Linked DNA regions of Homo sapiens: region 2 is linked to region 1. A link is an interaction called in ENCODE POLR2A ChIA-PET data of the cell type or tissue named here. Cell type or tissue: IMR-90. All regions are shown on one strand. Each heading gives the region's core, and the rest is flanking DNA. Links, peaks and the distances in the headings are about the cores only.

Region 1 (4,381 bases), core at 161-4,160:
CCAGGCAAGCTGCTTGAGGTGCGCTTGGTCCAGGTGCAGCCTTGCAGAGAACCAGCACCTGTGCCAGCATCTGGAGCTGCCTGCCCTGCAGCAGCAGCTGGCATGTCTGACTGTGCAGTGGCCGTACTCCATGCTCACTCACACACTGCTCGCTGCTCCACACCAGGCTTGTCCTTGGCAGGCATGGGAGCTCCAGGCTGGTAGCATGAGCCAAGCGCAGCCTGCCAGGCTGAGTGGGTGGAATAAGCCCAGTGGGCCCCAGCAAAACTTAGGCAAAGGTGCCACAAGACACAGAGGTTTCTGGCCAGAAAAGGGATACCCCAAAGATCCCATAACAAAAGGATTTAGAATATTCCATAAACTTAGTTGATAAAACAACATAGGTTTTAAGAGGACTGACTCCACTTTTTTTTTTTTTTTTGAAATGGAGTCTCGCTCTGTCGCCCAGGCTGGAGTGCAGTGGTGCGATCTCAGCTCACTGCAAGCTCTGCCTTCTGGGTTCACGCAATTCTCTTGCCTCAGCCTCCCGAGTAGCTGGGACTACAGGTGCCTGCCACCATGCCCAGCTAATTTTTTTATATTTTTAGTAGAGAAGGGGTTTCACCATGTTAGCCATCATGGTCTCCATCTCCTGACCTCGTGATCCGCCTGCCTCGGCCTCCCAAAGTGCTGGGATTACAGGCATGAGCCACCGCGCCCGGCCTGACTCCACTTTTGAAAGTTCTACTGGGCTGGTCTAGGAGATCGAGACCATCTTGGCTGACATGTTCTCCCCATCTCTACTAAAATACAAAAAATTAGCCTGGTGTGGTGGTGCACACCTGTAGTCCCAGCTACTCAGGAGGCTGAGCCAGGGGAATCACTTGAACTCGGGAGACGGAGGTTGCAGTGAGCCGAGATCATGCCACTGTACTCCAGCCTGGCTGACAGAGTGAGACTCTGTCTCAAAAAAAAAAAAAAGTAAGTTCTACTGTGGGTAAAATGCTATCAAACATTGCATGCTACAGAGAAATCTTTTTTTTTTTTTTTATTTGAGATAGGCTCCCACTCTGTCACCCGGGCTGGAGTGCAGTGGTGCAATCACAGCTCACTGCAGCTTTGACCTCTTGAGCTGAAGGGATCCTCCCACCCTTAGCCTCTCAAGTAACTGGGACCACAGGCAAGTGCCACCATGAGTAGCTAATTTTTTAATTTTTATTTTTAGAGACAGCATCTCCTTATATTGCCCAGGCTGGTCTGGAACTCCTGGGCACAAGCGATTCTCCCACCTCGGGGTCCCAAAGTGCTGGGATTACAGACATGAGCCACCGTGCCTGGCCCAGAGAAATATTTTGTGGAAAGAAGGGTCAATTGATGTGGTCAATGTCATTGTTGTCTTATTTTAAGGAACTGCCACAGCCATCCCAGCCTTCAGCAGTCGCCATCCTAATCAGTCTGCAGGCCGGGCGGTAATCCCAGCACTTTGGGAGGCTGAGGTGGGCGGATCACCTGAGGTCAGGAGTTCAAGACCAGCATGGCCAACATAGTGAGACCCTGTCTCTACTAAAAATACAAAAAATTAGCTGGGCGTGGTGACGCGTGCCTGTAATCCTAGCTACTTGGGAGGCTGAGGTAGGAGAACCACTTGAACCCGGGAGGCAGAGGTTGCAGTGAGCCAAGATCGTGCCACTGCATTCCAGCCTGGGCTATAGAATGAGACTGTCTCAAAAAAAAAAAATAAACCCCAAAACAATATGAATCAGTCTGCAGCCATCAACATCGAGGCAAGACTCTGCCAGCAAAAAGAATACCACTCACTGAAGGCTCAGATGATTGTTAGCATTTTTTAGCAATAAATTTTTTTTTTTTTTTTGAGATGGGGTCTTGCTCTGTTGCCCAGGCTGGAGTGCAGTGGTGCGATCTCGGCTCACTGCAAGCTCCGCCTCCCGGGTTTACGCCATTCTTCTGCCTCAGCCTCCCGAGTAGCTGGGACTACAGGCGCCCACTACCATGCCGGGCTAATTTTTTGTTTTTTAGTAGAGATGGGGTTTCACCGTGTTAGCCAGGATGGTCTCGATCTCCTGACCTTGTGATCCACCCACCTTGGCCTCCCAAAGTGCTGGGATTACAGGTGTGAGCCACCATGCCCGATTGCAATAAAGTGTTTTTAAATGAAGGTATATACTTTTTTTTAAGGCATAATGCTATTATACACTTAATAGACTACAGTGTAACTTTTACGTGCACTGGGAAACCAAAAAAATCATGTGACTTATTATAAAGTGCAATGTGTGCTTTGTTGCGGTGATCTGGAACCAAACCCGTAATATCTCTGAGGTATGCCTGTGTGAGCCTGTGAAGCCTTCACCACAATCAAGACCGAGACTGTGAACAGACCTGTCACCCTGCTGAGGCCCTCTGCTTCTCTGGTCCCTCCCTGCCCCCAGGCAACCTCTGATCTGCTTTCTGTCACTATAGTTTGTGTTTCCTCCAAGTTTATAAACATGGACTTGCACAGTTCTCTTTTTGTCCAGCCTCCCTTGCTCAGCACGATTACTTGGAGATTCATCCACATGGTTGCATGTATCAGTTATTCATTCCTTTCCTTTTTTTTTTTGAGACGGAGTCTCACTCTTGTTGCTCAGGCTGGAGTGCAGTGGGGCGATCTCAGCTCACTGCAACCTCTGCCTCCCGGGTTTAAGCGATTCTGCTTCCTCAGCCTCCTGAGTACCTGGGATTACAGGCTCCCACCACCATGCCTGGCTAATTTTTTTTTTTTTTTTTTTTTTTTTTTGAGATGGAGTCTCGCTCTGTCCCCAGGCCGGAGTGCAGTGGCGTGATCTTGGCTCACTGCAACCTCCGCCTCCCGGGTTCAAGTGATTCTCCTGCCTCAGCCTCCCGAGTAGCTGGGACTACAGGTGAGCGCAACCACGCCCAACTAATTTTTGTATTTTTAGTAGGGATGAGGTTTCACCATGTTGGCCAGGATAGTCTCGATTTCTTGACCTCGTGATCTGCCCACCTCGGCCTCCCAAAGTGCTGGGATTACAGGCGTGAGCCACTGCGCCAGGCCAAATGCTGGGCTTTTTTTTTTTTTTGAGACAGAGTCTCTTGCTCTGTCACCCTGGCTGGAGTGCAATGGCATGATCTTGGCTCACTGCAACTTCTGCCTCCCGGCTTCAAGGGATTCTCCTGCCTCAGCCTCCCGAGTAGCTGGGATTACATGCATGCACCATCACGCCCAGCTAATTTTGTATTTTTAGTAGAGATGGGGTTTTTCCATGTTGGTCAGGCTGGTCTTGAACGCCCGACCTCAGGTGATCCACCTGCCTTGGCCTCCCAAAGTGCTGGGATTACAGGTGTGAGCCACCACACCTCGCCGATAATTGCTTTTAGATGTTACTTTTGTATTTTCCTAATGTCTAATGATGTTGAATATCTTTTCTTTTTTTCTAGAGGTGGAGTCTCGTCTTGTTGCCCAGGCCGGCCTGGAATTCCTGGGCTCAAGTGATCCTCCTGCCTCAGCCTCCCAAAGTGGTGGGATTACAGGTGTGAGTCACTGCATCTAGCCTTTTTTGAGACAAGGTCTCGCTCTGTCATCCAGGCTGGAATTCAATCTTGGCCCACTGCAGCCTTGACCTCCCAGCTCAAGTGATCCTACCACCTCAGCCCCCTGAGTAGCTGGGACCACAGGTGCAGCTGGGACCCCCTGAGTAGCTGGGACCACAGAAAACCCACAGGGTCGGTGGCTTTTCTCCCCATGTGGGGAGATGAGAGATTGTAGAAATAAAGACACAAGACAAAGAGATAAAAGACAGCTGGGCCCGGGGGACAACTACCACCAAGATGCAGAGACCGGTAGTGTCCCCGAATGCCTGGCTGTGCTGTTATTTATTGGATACAAGGCAAAAGGGGAGGGGTAAAGAGTGTGAATCATCTCCAATGATAGGTAAGGTCACGTGGGTCACATGTGCACTGGACAGGGGGCCCTTCCCTGCCTGGCAGCCAAGGCAGAGAGAGAGGGAGAGAGAGAGAGACAGCTTACGCCATTATTTCTGCATATCAGGGACTTTTAGTACTTTCACTAATTTGCTACTGTTATCTAAAAGGCAGAGCCAGGTGTGCAGGATGGAACATGAAAGTGGACTAGGAGCGTGACCACTGAAGCACAGCATCACAGGGAGACAGGCCTCCGGATAACTGCGGGCAGGCCTGACTGATGTCAGGCCCTCCACAAGAGGTGGAGGAGTAGTCTTCTCTAAACTCCCCGGGGGAAAGGGAGACTCCCTTTCCTGGTCTGCTAAGTGGCGGGTGTTTTTCTTTGGCACTGACGCTACTGCTGGAACCACGGTCTGCCTGGCAACGGGCGTCTTCCCAGACGCTGGCGTTACCGCTAGACCAA
Region 2 (4,381 bases), core at 258-4,257, 89 kb after region 1:
TTCCCAAAAGCATCACAAATACAGTTTGTCCTGAATGGAACTCATTATCACACCCGCAAAAAAATCCCTCTCCGCCTCTGTGCTGCTCTGGAAGTCTGGGAACCCAGCTGGCTCCTCCCTACTCCCCCCATGCCCACGCCCACCCAGTGCCGCTCCACTCCTCTCCCGAACAGCTCTTACTGCCCCGTCCCCATGGGGCCCCTGCTCAGTCCTCAGCTGCTCCTTCCTCTGTTCCTGGTGCTCTCAATGTGACCCTTCCCTGCAGCCCAGGAAACTGGTCATCAAAATCCGAGTTGCTCCCTCTCCCACCGAAATGCACGGTGGCTCCTCCATGCCCTGGGTGTGGGTGCAGCAAGCTCACTCCTGCCCGGCGCCTGTGCACCTGCTGCTCCCATCTGGACCACCCTCCCCAGAGCCTCCTGGAGCTACAGCACTTCTCAGACGTTTTTTCCTTAGAAGGGCACCCACAACCGCTCTAGAGAAGCGTCGCCTCCGCCACCCCAGACCCCCTCCCAACCACCCCCCGCCACTGCAGACGCTGCGTGGACTGTCAGGCTCACATATCCAGGAGCAGGCGCCTGGCTGCCCGGGTCAGCCAGAGCTCTAAACTTACTAGCTGTGTGGCCTTAGGCACGCACTTTCTATGTGCCTCGGTTTCCTCATCTGTACGGTGGTGATGGACACGGTGCCCACCATGTGGGGTGGGTGAAGATGGGGGGCCTTCATCATCTGCTGCTGTTCACCTGCTCTCCCTGGGGCCTCACACCCTCTCAGAGGGAGGAGTAAACAAACAGTGAAGATAGAGGAAGTTGAATGGTGTCCAGGGTCACGAAGAAGACAGCAGGGAATGAGGGGATCGGAGTGTGCCGGGGGACAGGTACAATTTTAAATATGTTCCTTCCCAAGGAAAGCCTCAGCGGAGGCCTGGAGTCAGGGAGGAAGGGCAGGAGCTGTCTTGTGGGGACCATTCAGGTGAAGGGAACGGCGAGGGCCAAAGGCGCAGAGCCACTGTCTGTAACGGGGGAGCTTGGGGACAGTGACACACCCGAGGCCACCCGGCTAGGACGGGGCAGGGCTGGGGAGAGAGGGCTGGTGGGAGTCTATGGGGCTCACGCATATGGGCGTAAAGTAGAGGAGGATCTGGGTGACCTGTGCTTTGAACAGGCTTCAGTGCAGGTTGATGGGGTGCCCTGGGGCATCTCCCAATAGCAGCCCTTCAAAGCTGATAGTGGGGGGCATCCTCCCAGGTTGGCAGCGGCTGCAGGCGTGGTTGGTGTTTGCCCACCAATGACGGTTCCCTCTCCCGGCTGCCCCCAGCTGGGCTGTGCACACTGGTTGTGGGGTCAGGACCACTGCACCTACCCCAGCACTCAGCTGGTTCAGGGAGACCAGTGCAGTGACCACGAGGGGCCAGCGATCCATGGGCTCTCAGGGAGGGGACCTCTGTGCCTCACGTTCCCCACTCCCTATAGAGTCCAACCTGAGGGGGTCCACCCTTGTGTGGATAGCAGCCTGCGGTCACGGAGGCTTTTGGGGCCGCGCCTGTGACCTTCCCAGAGCCAGCTGGGGAGCAGTCCTGGGGCCGCCCCTTCCAGAACTCCATACCCTGGGGGGGGGTGGTCAGAGTGCAGGAGGAGGGCCAGCCCTGGGGGAAGGGGCTGCAGAGGGGCAGGGAAGGGCGCCAGCTTGAATGGAGGGAATGGCAGCCCATCCCCTGGGTGTGGCCGCGTCATGTTGATCTACGCTGTTATTTCTCACTCATTAAAGATGGTCTTTGATTCTTCACTGAGGTGTCCTGGGGCCCATGGATGTCAATGTTGATGTTGATAGAAATAGCCACTGGCGGGGCAGGCTGCCCGGAGAGGGATTTTCAGCTCTCACTTGGGGACTGCCCACATGAGCACGAGTTCTGGGCTGGGAGCACGTGTGTGCTCCGTGCGGTGAACCTGCATGTGCGTTCCGTCCCTCCAGATGTGCCCTGGCGGCCCCTCCTCCTACTCCCAGTCGCCTCCCTCATCCCCACGTCAGCTTTCTTCAGCCTCCTGTCTATTTTTAGCTCCCTTCCCCAGGGCCTGGCTGACACGGATGCAGCCTCTCTGCTTGGAGTTGCGTCTCCATGAATATTTTATGCTGGGGGCTGCCGCACCCGCTCCGGGCAGCTGCCAGCACTTCCCGGTCTCGGTCTCGTATTAGAAGAGGCCAACTCAGCGCGTAGAGGCAGGCCTCCCCGTGGCAGTGCCCTCTGACCTTGGGCCGAAGGGGGCTGGAGAAGTGGCTTGTGGGGAGGGACAGCAGGACGCAGGCGGCAGCAGACAGATGTGGGAAGGCTTTTCAGCCTGCAGGAGGGTCAGAGCCGTGTGTCTGCTGAAGCGGAGGACGTCCCTGGCACCTCAGGTGGGGGCTGTACTTGCCTCTGATTCTTGCAGGCGTGGGCATTGTAGCCTCTACAGGCCCAGGGAGTTGGGGCTGAGAACTTGTGGGTCCCAGCCTGGGCCTGAGGAGGAGGTGTAGACAGGGCGGGGTGAGGGGCTCGCTGAGGCCCCTGACCAGGGAGAAGCCTGTAGCCTGTTCCATGGCTGTCAGGGCTGAGTGAGCGCCGTGACCCCACTGCTTCCTGGGCACACTGGGGAGGGGATGTGTCCCCAGATTAGCCGAGGCTCCAACTGTGCAACCACATTATGCAGGGCAGGGTCTTTGCAAAGCAGGCTTCCAAACTGGAGGGAGCCCATCCCAGAGGGTCTCTCTGGTGCTCATGAACACACATCTCCCGAGGTGGCCAGCCCAGGACTCCGAGCTTCAGTCTTTAGCCACCGAAATGTTTTCTGGATGGAAGTGGGAGGCAGTAATGAAGGCAGGTGCGGCCATCTTTTTTTTTTTTTTTTTTTTTTTTTGAGACGGAGCCTCACTCTGTCGCCCAACCTGGAGTGCAATGGCTGGATCTCGGCTCACTGCAACCGCTGCCTCCCGGGTTCAAACGATTCTCCTGCCTCAGCCTCCCGAGTAGCTGGGATTACAGGCGCATGCCACCATTCCTTATTAATTTTTGTATTTTTAGTAGAAATGGGGTTTCACCATGTTGGCCAGGCTGGTCTCGTGATCCACCTGCCTCGGCCTCCCAAAGTGCTAGGATTACAGGCGTGAGCTACCGCGCCTGGCCTAGCTGTGGCCATCTTTACCTTGCCTTTCAGAGCTGCCTCATGCATAGCCAGGGGAGTTCCAAGAACTCAGGGAAAACGCACCCTGTTGAGCTTTGTCCGCTCTGACGTGCCCCGACCTAGAAGAGGCCCTGAGACCCTTGGGCTCCTTCAGGTTGAGGGAGCCCTACCAGGCCGGGGGCCATTCTCAGCAGGTTTGTTTTCTGGTTAGGAAGCCAGGGCAGCTGGATGCAGAGGCTGCTGCCTGTCTCCTGGGTGGGCAAGGGACTGGAGGGGCAGGGGAGGCTTCCTCTTGGGTGGTGCCTGGGTACAGGTCATTGAAGCCGGAGGCTTCAGGGAACGCCAACCCCTCTGCGAGCTGGTGTGTCTGCTCACAGATGCTTCCCATCCCCAGACAGGAGGCGGGCACCAGGCAGGGAGTCACTCGCCAGGGGTCGCACGGCCAGCAGGCCCATCTGTGACTTCACTGACTGGGAAAGGGGGCCGCTCACTGCTGTCATCGATGCCACTGTGCTTTCTCCCAGCCAGGCCCTACTGTGGGGTCCTGGGAGGAGCCCTGCCTGAGAACCCTTCTGTGCAAGAACCTAAACCCTGGGAGTCCCAACGCGCTGCCCACCTGCACTGCGCCGCCCACCCACACCGCGCTCAGCCCAGGGCCTTTGCTTCAGCCCCAGATGATCTCAGGACCAGTGCTGGGCAGGTGACTGAACCTCCACAGGCCACTGTGGAGTGTGGGGGTTGGGGCACATTTTAGTGGAAAGTTTTCCACTCCAGTTTGATTCTTTTGCCTCTGCTGGGGCCTTATGTGAGGCGTGGCCTCAGCACAGACCCACACAACTTTCAGAAGGCTCTGGAACATGGTGCCCACCTCGCTTCTGCTGCTGCCCTATGACCTCCTTCTCCTGGCCTCAGCTGGTTCACCTGCATGAGTGCAGGGGCCGGGTAAGCCCCGCGCCAGCCGAGAGGACAGCGTGGCATGGGCTGGAGCGTCCGGAAGGAGGGCACTGTTTGACCTGCTGTTCAGCTGGAGGGGCGGGATGGGCCCCAGGGCTTAAGTCAGCTGAAAGGCCCTCTGCAGCCTTCTGGAAGTTGTCTGCCATGCAGTGCTGAGGGCCACAGCTTTGTGACGCACTGATGTGGGGGCTGCAGACAGAGCAGGCTGGAGATGCCTCTTGGCTGTGGCTGTCTTGAGCCGTCGCCAGGCTGTTACCCCAAGTTCCCTCTCC

What was found. ChIA-PET counts read pairs that join two places held together with the same protein. Peaks named below come from ENCODE experiments on the same cell type or tissue, not always from the same donor. Only the 100,000 strongest peaks of a DNase experiment are listed, where the experiment ranks them.
Region 2: POLR2A ChIA-PET joins it to region 1 with 8 read pairs; 2 of 35 experiments call an interaction of 5 or more read pairs at or near these places.

The regions. Positions count from the first base shown.
Region 1 is chr1:6,363,239-6,367,619 of GRCh38, reverse strand. The region is part of intron 1 of ACOT7 (acyl-CoA thioesterase 7); the gene reads left to right. Among named protein-coding and RNA genes, the nearest start is that of ACOT7, 28 kb to the left of the region's middle. RefSeq lists an enhancer at 2,574-3,073. In IMR-90, for the core only: no CTCF peak of the experiment used is centred there; no DNase peak of the experiment used is centred there.
Region 2 is chr1:6,274,227-6,278,607 of GRCh38, reverse strand. All of the region lies in intron 8 of ACOT7 (acyl-CoA thioesterase 7), which reads left to right. Among named protein-coding and RNA genes, the nearest start is that of GPR153, 15 kb to the right of the region's middle. RefSeq lists an enhancer at 3,014-3,604. In IMR-90, for the core only: no CTCF peak of the experiment used is centred there; a DNase peak (open chromatin) is centred at 1,997; H3K27ac peaks cover 391 bases.